3 separate regions of the Homo sapiens genome follow, and all the other regions are linked to region 1. The links are chromatin contacts, found by Hi-C or POLR2A ChIA-PET in ENCODE. All regions are on one chromosome and are shown on one strand. Each heading gives the region's core, a stretch centred on a gene start or an enhancer-like site at or near the end of the contact. The rest is flanking DNA. Distances are from core to core; before and after follow the strand shown.

Region 1 (4,685 bases), core at 1,386-3,885:
GGACACCCCAGCACCACCCTAGAGGGCCATGGGACTTGGAAAGAGGGCCTGCTCACCAACCTCTGAGAAGGGGTTGAATTCCGCCAGGCCGCCCTGCGGGGCGTTGGTCAGCTGGGTCACAGAGGGATCCTGAGAAGGTGAAAAAAAGCCCTTAGACACAGTGGAGAAAATCCGGGCCAGGGGCCGGCAGGCGAGCCGGTGACGCCTGACTGAAGCAGGGCAGCTGATCACCCTCCCGGGACCCTGAGAAGCCTCTCTGGAAGGGTCCTGTGCCTGCCTCTGCCACACCACAGCTGCGGTCCCTTCTCCCTTCCCCCTTCCTGGAAAAGGTTCAGCCCAGAAGAGACCCAGAGCAAGCTTTACCCAGAAGCTTGAGAGTACACACCACACAGGCTCCTGTTGGTGCCCTATACAGATTCAAAATGGTTCATAGTATTTACCTCTAGGGAGTGGGTTTTTTTTTTTTTTTGAGGGGTGGGGTGCTGAGGGGCAAGTGAATGGGGTGGTGAGGGTAGAGACTTACTATTGACTTTATAACCTTTCTGTACTGTTTTACTTATTATTCATTTATTCCTCTTTTTTTATATTTTTTTATTTTTTCGAGACAGAGTCTTGCTCTGTCACCCAGGCTGGAGTGCAGTGGCGCAATCTTGGCTCACTGCAACCTTCGCCTCCTGGGTTGAAGCGATTCTCCTGCCTCAGCCTCCTGAGTAGCTGGGACTACAGGCGGCCGCCACCATACCCGGCTAATTTTTGTATTTTTAGTAGAGACAGGGTTTCACCATGTTGGCCAGGATGGTCTCAATCTCTTGACCTCGTGATCTGCCTGTCTCGGCCTCCCGAAGTGCTGGGATTACAGGCGTGAGCCACCATGCCTGGCCATTCCTCTTATTTTGTAAAAGACAGTCTAAGGTAGCCGGGTGCAGTAGCTCATGCCTGTAATCCCAGCACTTTGGGAGGCTGAGGCGGGTGGATCACCTGAGGTCGGGAGCTCAAGACCAGCCTGACCAACATGGAGAAACCCCGTCTCTACTAAAAATATAAAATTAGCCAGGTGTGGTGGCGCATGCCTGTAATCCCAGCTACTCCGGAGACTGAGGCAGGAGAATCACTTGAACCCGGGAGGCAGAGGTTGCAGTGAGCCCAGATTGTGCCATTGCTCTCCAGCCTGGGCAACAAGAGCAAAACTCCATCTCAAAAAAAAAAAAAAAAAAAAAAGTAGTCTAAGTTTCTAGAACAAAAACATGCTGCTGGCTGCCAGTACTGATTTTATTAAATCGGGCACACTTGCTAAGAGCAGAGATATGATGAGCTGAGGTGAAAATTCAAGAAAATGTTTCTGGGTTTCGGGGGTTTTTTAAAGTCTTTTCATAAAATCCAAGAATGTCCTCAGAACACAACCTTGTCTCCCTTTCCCATCTGATCTCTGCATGGGGCTCTGCCATCCTCTTTACTGTGCCCCTGCTGGCCTGGAACAGTTGTCTTCACCCTGCCCTGCCCCAAGAAGAGCTCCTCCACACCCTCCCCTTCCTAGTAACAGATGCAGGGCTCAGGTCCAGCTTCACAGCCATGCCTGGGCTCCATGAGGAACAGCCCTGAGGGTGGCCAAATTCAGGGCTGTTCCTGCCTGTGGAGACACCGCTTGGGTTCCACACCTCACCCCACACCCCTAATTATTAAACCAGATGCTCCCAAACTTCAGGCCCAGCCTCACCTCCACTGGAAGCCTCTGCAGAGCCAGTTCTTTTTTTTTTTTTTTTTTTTTTTTTTTTAAGACAGAGTCACGCTCTGTCACCCAGGCTGAAGTGCAGTGGCATGATCTCCACTCACTGCAGCCTCCGCCTTCTGGGCTCAAGCTATTCTCGTGCCTCAGCCTCCTGAGTAGCTGGGATTACAGGCGCCTGCCACCACACCTAGCTAATTTTTATATTTTTAGTAGAGATGGGGTTTCACCATGTTGGGCAAGCTGGTCTTGAACTCCTGGCCTCAGGTGATCCGCTCACCTCAGCCTCCCAAAGTACTGGGATTACAGATGTGAGCCACTGCACCTGGCCTCCAGTTCTTTTTTTTTTTTTTCCTTTTTCTTTTTTAGAGACAGGGTCTCACTCTGTTGCCCAGGCTGGAGTACAGTGGTGCAATCATAGCTCATGGTAGCCTCAAACTCCTGGGCTCAAGCATTCCTCCCACCTCAGCCTCCGGAGTAACCAGGACTACACACATGAGCCACCAGGCCTGGCTGATTTTTAAAGTTTTTTTGTAGAGATGGGGTCTTGCTTTGTTGCCCAGGCTGGTTTTGAAGTCCTAAGCTCAAGTGGTCCTCCCACCCTGGGCTCCCAAAGCACTAGGATTACAAATGTGAGCCACCTTGCCCTGTCCAGATCCAATTGTTAAATACAATGCTAATATTAGACATAGCCACAGAGTGACCCCCTCAGTTTACAGATGTAGAAACTGATATTCACCATGATCCTAGGACCCAAAATGGGAGCTCTCTCCTTACTCTGAATATTTATAGAGCTGAGGGTCAGCATTGAATATGTTCTCTGGTTTTATCACAGATACTTCCTCTTATCTCTTATCTTCCCACCTGAGCCACCAGTTCATAGAGGGTATGAATGTCTGACTGCCTCCAGGCATACAGCCAGAACTCACTGTGTCTGGACGGGCCTCATACTACAGCCTCCACCCCTTCCAACCTCCTCTGCGACAGACTGTGGCTATGTTCTTCCTGCTGAACACCACCTCTGCCCTGATGGCTCCTGCAACTTGGACAAAGTGACAAGGTGAAGTTCAGGAGGCTCTGTGTTGCTGAAGAATTGGCCTTGAGGTTATTTCATGCCTGAATGACCAGTGGTTTACTACCAGAATCATCTGGCTTCCTGCAAGGAAGATTTGGGGCTTGGTATCTGTTCCCCTCTCAGACTCAGCAGACACCTAGCCACCGCTGAAGTCACTGAAATCGGATCTACCATCCACAGAAGTGGCTCCTCGAGTCTGAGTCACCAGAGGACAGAGGAAGAGGGGCCACTCTGGTAGCAGTTTCAGGTAATGGCAAACAGACATCTGGCCAAGGTGCACATGTTTAATAGGTGATCTCCAGGCCCACAAAGAGATGCCATTTCCTTTATGAATGGCAGACAGAAGGGGACTGTGATGGGGATCATAGGGTGACTGCCCTGTCCACTCTGATCCCTCCCTTTTTCCTAAAATCTTAAAGACATGGCCTTGGACTCCTCACCGGGCTCCTCATAAACAAATCTGATCTCCATGATTAAGTTAGAAGCTCCCTGCAGCCATGTGCATCTGTGTCTGGTTCATATTCTAGTTCCTTGGTGCTTGGTGAAGGGCCTATGGCAGCACAGCAGCTCAGCGGTTTGAGAAGACACGCAGCACGCTGTAGGGCCTCCCTCTTTTTAGAAAGCACTGCCCAAGTGCCAGGGCATAGCAAACAGGAGGCACCTGCATCACAGCAGTAGCCCAAGGGCCTGGAAGCACGTTGCCTAGGAAGAGCAACCTAAAACGCTGAGACAAGTGGATATTTTCCCATCTAAGAAAACCTAGGCTCTTTCTGAAAGATGTGCGTGGCTTCAAGACAAGCTGAGCCCTGGCAAGAAAGGGAGGGAGGAGGAGGGACTGGGGAAGGAAGCTGACATTTACTTAGTGTCTACGGTGTGCCAAACTCACCACACAATGATGCTACTGTGAAATTCTAGTCACCCCAGAACTAGCCACTGTGTCGAGTTGTCAGAAAAGAGGGTTTTACTGGCCTTCCTTGACCTGGTTCTTCAAAAGACTTATGACCCCCTAATCCACTATTTATAATGACTTTACTGCTCTCCTGGTACCTAGGGTGGTACTAGTTATACTCCATACTTGAGAGAGCTGAGAGAGTCACTCCAATCAGCTTCTCTGTTCTGTGGCTCAGCTCGGGACCCTGGCTGAGAAAAGCTACAATACAGCTCCTCATTTAACCCTCACAACAGCCTTATGAGGAAGGAATATTTATATTTTGCAGCTGGAAAAGCTCAAGCTCAGAGAGGGGAAGTAGCTTGTCTTAAGATCTCAGGGGTAGTGGCTCAGCCAGATTTTCAATCCAAGTCTGTCTCCAGGGACACAAGATGGTAAAGCTGAGTGGGGCAAAGCATCTCGAAGCCTGGTACGGAGCCTGACAAATTGAAGGCGCTCAGTGAATATGTGGCAGGATGAATGAGCCCCACTCCAGGAGGACACTGACAAGGGCTTCTGCTTGTTTCCTTGCTTCCTTCTTTCCTTCAAAGAGCTGGTTCTTTTTTTTTTTTTTTTTTTTTTTTGAGACGGAGTCTTGCTCTGTTACCCAGGCTGGAGTGCAGTGGCGCGATCTCAGCTCACTGCAAGCTCTCCCGGGTTCACACCATTCTCCTGCCTCAGCCTCCCCAGTAGCTGGGACTACAGGCACCTGCCACCACGCCCGGCTACTTTTTTTGTATTTTTAGTAGAGATAGGTTTCACTGTGTTAGCCAGGATGGTCTTGATTTCCTGACCTTGTGATCCGCCCACCTCAGCCTCCGAAAGTGGTGGGATTCAGGCGTGAGCCACCATGCCCGGTCCTAACTGGCTTTTAAATGGGTCAAGTAGGATGGTGAGGGCTAAGTTTCACCTACAAGGAGGAATAACCTAAAACTCCCCTGCAGTGCCACTCAGAGTGG
Region 2 (4,685 bases), core at 550-3,049, 260 kb after region 1:
GGAATGCTTCGTTCTGAGCAAGAATGACATCACAGACAACCCCTGCTCCATGCTTATTACCATGGGCTGCCCAAACCCCCACCCACACAGGGAGGGCAGCGGGAGGGGACAGAAATGAATGGGCACAAGCTGTGGCATAAATTCTGGTGGAGGATGGAGGGAAACGATGCCAGAGCATCTAGCCAGGCCATAGCCTCACAAGCTCTGTCCCTGAGACAGGATTTCTGCAACACTGGAGAGGGATGGTACCCAGCCATCCATGACTTCTGTGCCAGGCCCGACTTGTGTTTAATTGTATACATTATTAATGGAACTGGTGGCAAGGGGCTGGGGCTCAGTCTGTGACCAGCATCAGGGCTCAGTCTATGACCAGGTTCAGTGCTTTATCTAGGACCAGGACCAAGACTCATTCTGTGGTAGGATCAGGGCTTAGTGAGTGATCAGGATGAGAGCTCAGTCTGTGACGAGATCATGGGCTCAAGCCTATAGCTCACATTAAGGATCCCCTCCGGGTGGGGCTCAGAGCCAGGGACATTGTGGAAAGTGTCTGAAGGCAAGGTGGGGTCAGCTGGGAGAGAGGGGAGAAGTGGAAGCATGAAGGCCAAGAGGTCCCTGGGCCTGAGGCCAGCTGTGTGAAAACAGAAAAGAGAGTCAGGACTCCAGCTCTGCCACTCACTGGCTGTGTGATTTTGGAGAGTTACTTCCCTTTTTGAGGTCTATGTTGTCTTGTGCGTAAAATGGGAATATTAGGCCGGGCACAGTGACTCACACCTGTAATCCCAGCACTTTGGGAGGCCGAGGCAGGCAGATCACGAAGTCAAGAGATTGAGACCATCCTGGCCAACATGGTGAAACCCCGTCTCTACTAAAAATATAAAAATTAAAGCCCAGGCGAGGTGGCTCACGCCTGTAATCCCAGCACTTCGGGAGGCCGAGGTGGGAGGATCACGAGGTCAGGAGATCAAGACCATCCTGGTTAACACGGTGAAACCCCATCTCTATTAAAAATACAAAAAATTAGCCTGGCATGGTGGTGGGCGCCTGTAGTCCCAGCTGCTGGGGAGGCTGAGACAGGAGAATGGTGTGAACCCAGGAGGCAGAGCTTGCAGTGAGCCAAGACTGCACCACTGTACTCCAACCTGGGCAACAGAGTGAGACTGTCTCAAAAAAGACAAAAAATGAGCTAGGCGTGGTGGCAAGCACCTGTAGTCCCAGCTACTTGGGAGGCTGAGGCAGGAGAATCACTTGAACCCGGGAAGCAGAGGTTGCAGTGAGCCAAGATCACGCCACTGCACTCCAGCCTGGCAACAGATCAAGACTCCGTCTCAAAAAAAAAAAAAGGGGGGGAATATTAGTTAGGTGCAGTGGCTTACAACGTTAATCCAGCACTTTGGGAGGCCAAGGCGGGAGGACAGATTGAGCCTAGGAGATTTGAGACCAGCCTGGGCAACACAGTAAGACCCTGTCTCTATAAAAAATTTAAAAGGTAGCTGGGCATGGTGGGGCCCGCCTGTAGTCCCAGCTACTTGGGCGGCTGAAGCAAGAGGATCGCTTGCGCCCAGTAATTCAAGGTTGCAATGAGCTACAATTGGGCTACTGGGCTCCATCCTGGGTGACAGAGTGCGACCTTGTCTCTGAAAAATAATAATAATAAAATTTTTAAAAGTGGGAATTTTGACTTCTGTTCTGCCTTTGAGATAGAGTCTTGCTCTGAGTCACCAACATGCAAGTTACTATTTCACAAAGCACCAAGAACCCTTATCAATACCTGCCTCCCAAGATTATTCACAGGAGTGAGAATGCACTTCATGAGACAGCAGAAAAAATGGGGAGGGGTTGTTTGCTCAATTTCCAAAGGAGAATTGCTTCAGACAGGAAAATCTCAAAAGGAAACAGCCTTACTGTTGTCATGGCTTCTCCTCACAGTTCTTCTGGTCAGTTTTTATTCCCCAAAATAATGTGTACAGAGTATTTACAGTCAGAGAATGCTAAAGGATTACAACAAAAATAACACGCTCTTTACCCCACGTCAGCCTGCTCGCCAAAAGCAGCCATTTCAACTTATTCAGTTGTTTCTTCTGGTTTTTACTCCCTAAATAAAGCATTGATTTCAATTCTGGTTATCTCCCAAGAGGTCCAATTTAGATGCTGTCTCTAGGGCTCCCTATTGTGACAGAGGAGGTTCACTTACACTCTTTCTCCTCTCCTTTCAATATCATACCACCACAACTCTTGGTTACATTCACAATCACTAAAAAGTGTTTATGGCTGAAACAACTAATATACTATCTTTTTCAATCTCCTTTCCCCCACAGAGTTAATCATTGTCTCATTTTTTTCACTTGCTTATTTTCTTTGACCCATGATTAGATCTTCTGCAAAAGCCCAGTAAGATAATTCTCAATACTGATTTTCACTATCAGTTCCAGTTCCTTAATTTTTTTTTCCCTTGAGACACCCTTTCTGGAGCCCTCAGTTCTCCTGCCTCCATCTGAGCCAGAAGCTTTCCAGATCAGCAGCACAGTCGTCATCCAGAGGCTTCCCTTTGCCAACATTCTGCAACGTCATTTCTTCTCTTTCCTCTATGGATCTCTGATTTTTCTGGGTTCCATTTCTTCTTTCTTGGTTTATGCCCTTTTAGGGTGGAGCACATCCTCCAGTTCCTTCCTGAGGAAGTTTTCACGGAAGACAATTTTTTTTTTTGTCTGAAAATGTCTTATTTTCTACCCTCACACTGGGTTGATACTTTGGCTGGGTATATAATGATTTTCCCTCAGCAACTTTAAGGCATTGTTTCATAAACTTCTAGTTTCTAATATTGCTGTTGAGAGGTCTAATACTGATCTGGCTCAGATTCTCTCTCTCTCTCTTTTTTCCTTTTTTTTTTTTTTTTTGAGATAAGAGTCTTGCTCTCTTGCCCAGGCTGGAGTGCAGTGGCACGATCTCGGCTTACCTCCACCTCCCAGGTTCAAGGGACTTTTGTGCCTCAGCCTCCCAGGGAGCTGGGACTAGCACCACCACACCCAGATAATTTTTGTAATATTCTTCCCCTGAGATGGAGTCTTGCTCTGTCACCCAGGCTGGAGTGCAGTGGTGTGATCTCGGCTCACTGCAACCTCCACCTCCCGGGTTCAAGCAATTCTCCTGCCTCAGCCTCTCGAGTAGCTGGGATTACAGGTATGAGCCACTATGCTACCCATTTTTTTTTTTTTTTTTGAGACAGGGTCTCACTCTGTCGCCCAGGCTGGACTGCAGTGGCACAATCACAGCCCACTGCAGCCTTGACTTCCCAGGATCAAGCAATCCTCCCACTTCAGCCTCCCGAGTAGGTGGGACTACAGGTGTATGCCACCACCCTTGTCTAATTTTTTTAGTTTTTTGTAGAGCTGGGCCTCACCATGTTGCCCAGGCTGTTCTTGAACTCCTGGGCTCAACAATCCTCCCACCTTCGCCTCCCCAAATGCTGGGATAACAGGCATGAGCCACGGGGCCCAGCCAATCTTTAAGTTCTTTAAACAAATGTTTCAGTTTTCAGAGTATATGTTTTGCCTTTCTTTAAAAAAAATTTATTTCTGGAAGATCTGGGGCTCCGAATCCAGCTAGGATGGCTGTGGTTCCGCTACTGCTGTCTGGGGGTTTGTGGAACACCGTGGGAGCGTCCAATCTGGCTGTTACTCGCGGCTCTATGGTGAAGCTGCTCGAAATGCACTACAGTGTCCATCTGCAGTCACACGATGTGCTCTATGGGTCAGGTACTGGGCAGCAGTCAGTGACAAGTGTAACCTCCATGGATGACAGCAACAGTTACTGGAGAATATGGGTAAGATCACCACAGCTGGTGAGAGGGGAACCCCCATCAAGTGCTGCCAGCCCATCCGGCTGACACATGTCAACACTGGCTGAAACCTCCACAACTTTCTGAAAACCAGGAAGTGGGTGCTTTTGGTGAGGAAGGTGAAGGTAGTCACCTGGATGACTGGACCATACTCTGTAACGGGCCCTACTGGGTGAGAGATGGTGAGGGGTGGTTCAAACATTCTTCCATTGAGGAACCGCTGTCTGTCACAGGAGAACGATATGGTGGACCCATCAGTGGGCAAAAAGAGACGCATGGTCTGGCCTAGCCAAGCCGAGCAACGACTGGAAAGCCATGGAAGGCATCTTCATGAGGCCCAGTGAGTTGTTGAAGGCAGGAGGCCACCATGCAGAGGTAGGAGTCTGGAGGCTCTGAGCCACTGTCACTACACAGTTTGTAGACATCTGTGCTGCTTCACCTTGGGATCCCTGCCACAAGTTCCCCAGGAGTGGCCATGTTACTACTGAGATGAAGATGTGCAATGGAAAACAGTGGCTGTGTTCACAAGCTCCAGCCCTGCACATTTGAATTGGCTGCTCTCCCAGACTTGGGTCAGTACTTTCTGAGTAGAGGACTTGCTGGTGACAGGGTGGATGCTTTTTATTCATACTGGTGTGTCCGGAATTGGTGGGTTCTTGGTCTCACTGACTTCAAGAATGAAGCCACGGACCCTTGCGGTGAGTGTTACAGTTCTTAAAGGCGGTGTGTCCGGAGTTTGTTCCTTCTGATGTTCGGATGTGTTTGGAGTTTCTTCCTTCTGGTGGGTTCCTGGTCTCACTGGCTCAGGAGTGAAGCTGCGGACCTTTGCCGTGAGTGTTACAGCTCTTAA
Region 3 (4,685 bases), core at 885-3,384, 230 kb after region 1:
TGGTCATCTTTTTTTTTTTTTTTTTTTTGATATGGAGTTTTACTCTTGTTGCCCAGGCTGGAATGCAATGGTGCAATCTCGGCTCACTGCAACCTCCACCTCCTGGACTCAAGAGATTCTCCTGCCCCAGCCTTCCAAGTAGCTAGGATTACTGGCACCTGCCACCATGCCTGGCTAATTTTTGTATTTTTAGTAGAGACAGGGTTTCACCATGTTGGCGAGGCTGTTCTCGAACTCCTGACCTTAGGTGATCCACCTGCCTTGGCCTCCCAAAGTGCAGGATTTACAGGCGTGACCTATCACGCTTGGCCTGCACGTGGTCATCATCTTGATTGTAATGATTTGCACACCTGTGTCAACACTTATGAACACTTGTGTACACTTCAAATAATTCAGTTTCTTGTACTTCAATTATACCTCAGTAGAGCTATTTTTAAAATACGTATCTTTGATTAGATCATGGTCTTAACAAAGCCGCTCTAACTCAAATTTTGGAGAAATGTGACATGAGACAAGGTATCACATGATGTTAAGAAATTATTGCAGCCAGGTGTAGCGGTTCATGCCTGTAATCCCGCACTTTGGGAGGCCAAGATGAGAGGATTACTTGAGCCCAGGAGTTTGAGACGAGCCTGAGCAATGTAATGAGACCCCATCTTTACAAAAATATCAAAAAATTAGCTGGGCATGGTGGCACATGCCCATAGTCGCAGCTACTCAGGAGGCTGAGGTGGGAAGATTGCTTGAGCCTGGGAGGTTAAGGCTACAGTGACTGATCACGCCACTGCATTCCAGCCAGGGCCACAGAGCAAAACCTCATGTTAAAAAAAAAAAAAGATAAATTATTGCTAATTTTTTTTTTTTGAGACGGAGTCTCACCCTGTCGCCCAGGCTGGAGTGCAGTGACACGATCTCAGCTCACTACAACCTCCGCCTCTTGGGTTCAAGCAATTCTCCTGCCTCAGCCTCCTGAGTAGCTGGGATTACAGGTGCGCACCACCACACCCTGCTAATTTTTTTGTATCTTTAGTAGAGACGGGGTTTCACCACGTTGGCCAGGCTGGTCTCGAATTCCTGACCTCAGGTGATCTGCCCGCCTTGGCCTCCCAAAGTGCTGGGATTACAGGCGTGAGCCACCGTACCCGGCCTGCTAATTTTATTAGTTATGAAAATGTAATAAAATGTCCTAATTTATTTTTAAAATGTGAGGAGGGATGGGAGGCCCTCAAATGGGCTCCATAAACAGCTCTGGAGCTAGCTTCCACCTCATGGCCAACCAGGGGTGGCTATGCGCTAGCCTGCAGGTCTCCAACCTGTCCAGCCCAGTTGTCTTGGAGATGGGGATGGGAAGTGGGCAGAGAGAAGCTCTCAATCCTTCTGACTTCCTTGGAAATGTCCTTGGAGCCATTGTACTTAACAGTAAATCTTTGCCTTCTGCACAGGGACTCTTTGTCTTAACCCTCTGGGGCCGCTGGCTCTGAGGCAGTCGCTGTTGTCTAGATCAAGTTTCTGTCTGTACACCTCTTTCTTTCTTGCTGGCAGAGACACCATTTGTATGTGTGTCACACTCCTCCCAGGGGCTCAGGAAAATCATTCTATTCTACCCAGCTCAAGGGGTAAATCCTGATTGGTGTAGGCTAGTCTTCTTTGCAGAGATTGGTTTAGGAGTTGGCATGTGAATCAATGAGATTTGAGAAAAGGATGGGGAGGGAGACCGTATTAGTCCTTTCCTGCCACTGTAACAAAATACCTTAGACTGGAGAATTGAGAGATAGCATAACTGTATTGCTCACAGCTACAGAAGCTGGAAGTCCAAAATCAGGGCACCAGCAGATTCAGTGTCTGATGAGAGCTTAGTCTCTGCTTCCAAGATGGGACCTTGTTGCTGTGTCCTCTGGAGGGGACAAATGTTGTGCCCTCCCATAACACAAAAGATGAAAAGGCAAAAAGAGATGAATGCTGTTTCTTCAGGGCGCAAAAGGTGGAAAGGCAAAAGGAAGACAGGCCAGCTAGTTCCCTCCTGCCCTTTTGTAAGACACGAATCCCATCCATGAGGACAGAGCCCTGGTGGCCTAATCATCTCCTAAAGGCTCCACCTCTTAATACTGCTGCACTGGGGATTCAGTTTCAACATGAATTTTGGAGGAGGCACAAACACTCGCACCATAGCAGAGTCTTCTGGGAAATGTTTCCTTGCTCTTAAAAAGGGCTCCAAGGGCTAGGCATCCTTCCTCTCATAGCGGATATTGTTGTTTCTGGATATGACGCCTAGAGCTGTGGCAGCTCTCCTGAGACAATACGCAGAGCCCTTCCTAGGACAGACCAAGCCAGTACGCATGGGAGAGGAAAGACAGGAAGAACCTGAGCCTGACGCTGCTGCTGAGTCACAGATTAGCCCATTCTGGAGCTGCCATCACCTCCCCGCTTCCTGCTGTATGAATTAATAAACTTTCCTTATTGTTTTTTTGTTTTGTTTTGTTTTTCAGATGGAGTTTCACTCTTGTTGCCCAGGCTCACCTTCTTGATTCTTGCCGTATGAATTCATAAACTTTTTTTTTTTTTTTTTTTTTTTTGAGACGGAGTTTCACTCTTGTTGCCCAGGCTGGAGTGCAGTGGTGTGATCTCGACTGACTGCTGCCTCCGCCTCCCAGGTTCAAGTGATTCTCCTGCCACAGCCTCCTGAGTAGCTGGGACTACAGGCGCCTGCCACCACACCTGGCTAATTTTTGTGTTTTTAGGAGAGATGGGGTTTCGCCATGTTGGTCAGGCTGGTCTCAAACTCCTGACCTCAGGTGATCCGCCCGCCTCAGCCTCCCAAAGTGCTGGGATTACAGGCGTGAGCCATCGTGCCTGGCCTTATTGTTGAATCCATTAAAGATGAACTAACATAGGCTGGGCACAGTGGCTCACGCTTGTAACCCCAGCACTTTGGGAGGCCGGGGAGGGCAGATCACGAGGTCAGGAGATCAAGACCATCCTGGCTAACACGGCAAAACCCCATCTCTACTAAAAATACAAAAAATTAGCCGGGCGTGGTAGCTGGCGCCTGTAGTCCCAGCTACTCAGGAGGCTGAGGCAGGAGAATGGCATGAACCCGGGAGGCAAAGCTTGCAGTGAGCCAAGACAGCGCCACTGCACTCCAGCCTGGGCAACAGAGCAAGACTCTGTCTCAAAAAAAAAAAAAGCTGGTCACGGTAGCTCACGCCTGTAATCCCAGCACTTTGGGAGGCCGAGGCGGGCGGATCACGAGGTCAGGAGATCCAGACCATCTTGGCTAACACGGTGAAACCCTGTCTCTACTAAAAATACAAAAAAATTAGCTGGGCGTGGTGGCAGGCACCTGTAGTCCCAGCTACTCTGGAGGCTGAGGCAGGAGAATGGTGTGAACCCGGGAGGCAGAGCTTGCAGTGAGCCGAGATCGTGCCACTGCACTCCAGCCTGGGCGACAGAGCAAGACTCCGTCTCAAAAAAAAATAAAAAATAAAAAATAAAAAACAAAAGGTGCAAGATACAAGGTGCTAGACTTCAACAAAATTGCTCATTAAAAGGGACCATGAAAAAAACAGAAAAAGCAAGCTGCAGGCTGGGAGAAAACATGTGCAAAACATATATTTGACCCCCTCCCTCCAAAAGAAATCCATCTGGAAAATATAAAGAATGCCTACAAATCAATAATAAGACCAATTACTTGATTTTTAGAAATTGGCAAAAGTCTTCAACAGGACTCTTACACAAGAAGCTACTTAAATGGCCAATAAGCACATGAGGGGATGCTCAACATCATTAGTCATGAGGAAAATGCAAATTAAAGCCACAAAGCTACCACCATGCACCTACCAGAATGACTAAAGTGAAAAAAAGTAATAACAATTACACATTTGACAAGGCTGTGGAGCAACTGGAACTCTCATACACTGCTGATGTGAGTGTAAAACTGCACAACCACTCAGGAGACCTGTTTAGCAGCTTTGAATAACATTAAGCACTCACTTACCTTATGACCCAGCAATTCTGCTCTGAGGTATATATTTAAGAGCAATGAGGGCATAATGTCTGCAAGACTTATACAAGAATATTCATAGCAACTTTATTCATATGGCCAAAACCAAGAAACAATCAAAATGCCTATCATCTAGGAGAATAAACAAAATATGATATATTCATATAATGATATAGGACTTAGCAAGTAACAAAACAAACTGCTATGGATACATGCGATAACATGGATGCATCTCAAACACATTATGTCAAGTAGAAGAAGCCAGATGGAGAATTTGTGCTAGGATAATATCATTTTTATGAAGTTCAAGAACAGGCAAAACTAATTGATGGTGATAAAAGTTAGAACAGTGGGCCGGGCACGGTGGCTCTCGCCTGTAATCCCAGCACTTTGGGAGGTTGAGGTGGGCGGATCACTTGAGGTCAGGAAATCGAAACCAGCCTGGCCAACATGGTGAAACCCCGTCTCTACTAAAAATACAAAAATTAGTCAGGTGTGGTGGTGCGCGCCTGTAACCCCAGCTACTTGGGAGGCTGAGGCAGGAGAATTGCTTGAACCTGGGAGGTGGAGGTTGCAGTGAGCCAAGATCACGACACTGCACTCCAGTGTGGGTGACAGGGCAAGACTCTTTCTCAAAAAACAAAACAAAACAAAAAAAACAGTGCTTAGCTCTGGGTTATGTGAA

The links. Hi-C counts contacts between places; a loop is a spot of excess contacts on that map. ChIA-PET counts read pairs that join two places held with the same protein, here RNA polymerase II (POLR2A). Pooled maps may share reads with other maps.
Region 2: a loop to region 1 is called in a map with no recorded cell type, with 3 times the contacts of the local background. The contact joins two enhancer-like sites. A Hi-C loop is called at or near these places in 2 of 37 single-sample maps with no recorded cell type and 1 of 50 pooled maps. POLR2A ChIA-PET finds 5 or more read pairs at or near these places in 2 of 52 experiments (HCT116 and activated T-cell).
Region 3: a loop to region 1 is called in a pooled map, with 2.2 times the contacts of the local background. The contact joins two enhancer-like sites. A Hi-C loop is called at or near these places in 1 of 37 single-sample maps with no recorded cell type and 2 of 50 pooled maps. POLR2A ChIA-PET finds 5 or more read pairs at or near these places in 2 of 52 experiments (HCT116 and activated T-cell).

What each region holds. Positions count from the first base shown.
Region 1 is chr15:74,854,521-74,859,205 of GRCh38, forward strand. SCAMP2 (secretory carrier membrane protein 2) reads right to left here. Exons shown (of 9, transcript NM_005697.5): 2 at 61-129. Among named protein-coding and RNA genes, the nearest start is that of ULK3, 14 kb to the left of the region's middle. RefSeq lists enhancers at 1,867-1,936, 2,683-2,792, 2,823-2,882, 3,233-3,282, 3,513-3,582. Within about 2 kb of position 2,636, at least 10 of the 41 ENCODE cell types and tissues checked have a DNase peak (open chromatin) inside an H3K27ac peak, as active enhancers do.
Region 2 is chr15:75,110,657-75,115,341 of GRCh38, forward strand. It overlaps LOC124903529 (a long non-coding RNA gene), which reads left to right. Exons shown (of 2, transcript XR_007064720.1): 2 at 1-1,672. It also overlaps the pseudogene LOC100128721. Among named protein-coding and RNA genes, the nearest start is that of C15orf39, 89 kb to the right of the region's middle. RefSeq lists enhancers at 314-383, 2,309-2,398, 2,429-2,478, 2,499-2,568. Within about 2 kb of position 1,800, at least 4 of the 41 ENCODE cell types and tissues checked have a DNase peak (open chromatin) inside an H3K27ac peak, as active enhancers do.
Region 3 is chr15:75,088,162-75,092,846 of GRCh38, forward strand. No RefSeq gene overlaps it. Among named protein-coding and RNA genes, the nearest start is that of PPCDC, 67 kb to the left of the region's middle. Within about 2 kb of position 2,135, at least 9 of the 41 ENCODE cell types and tissues checked have a DNase peak (open chromatin) inside an H3K27ac peak, as active enhancers do.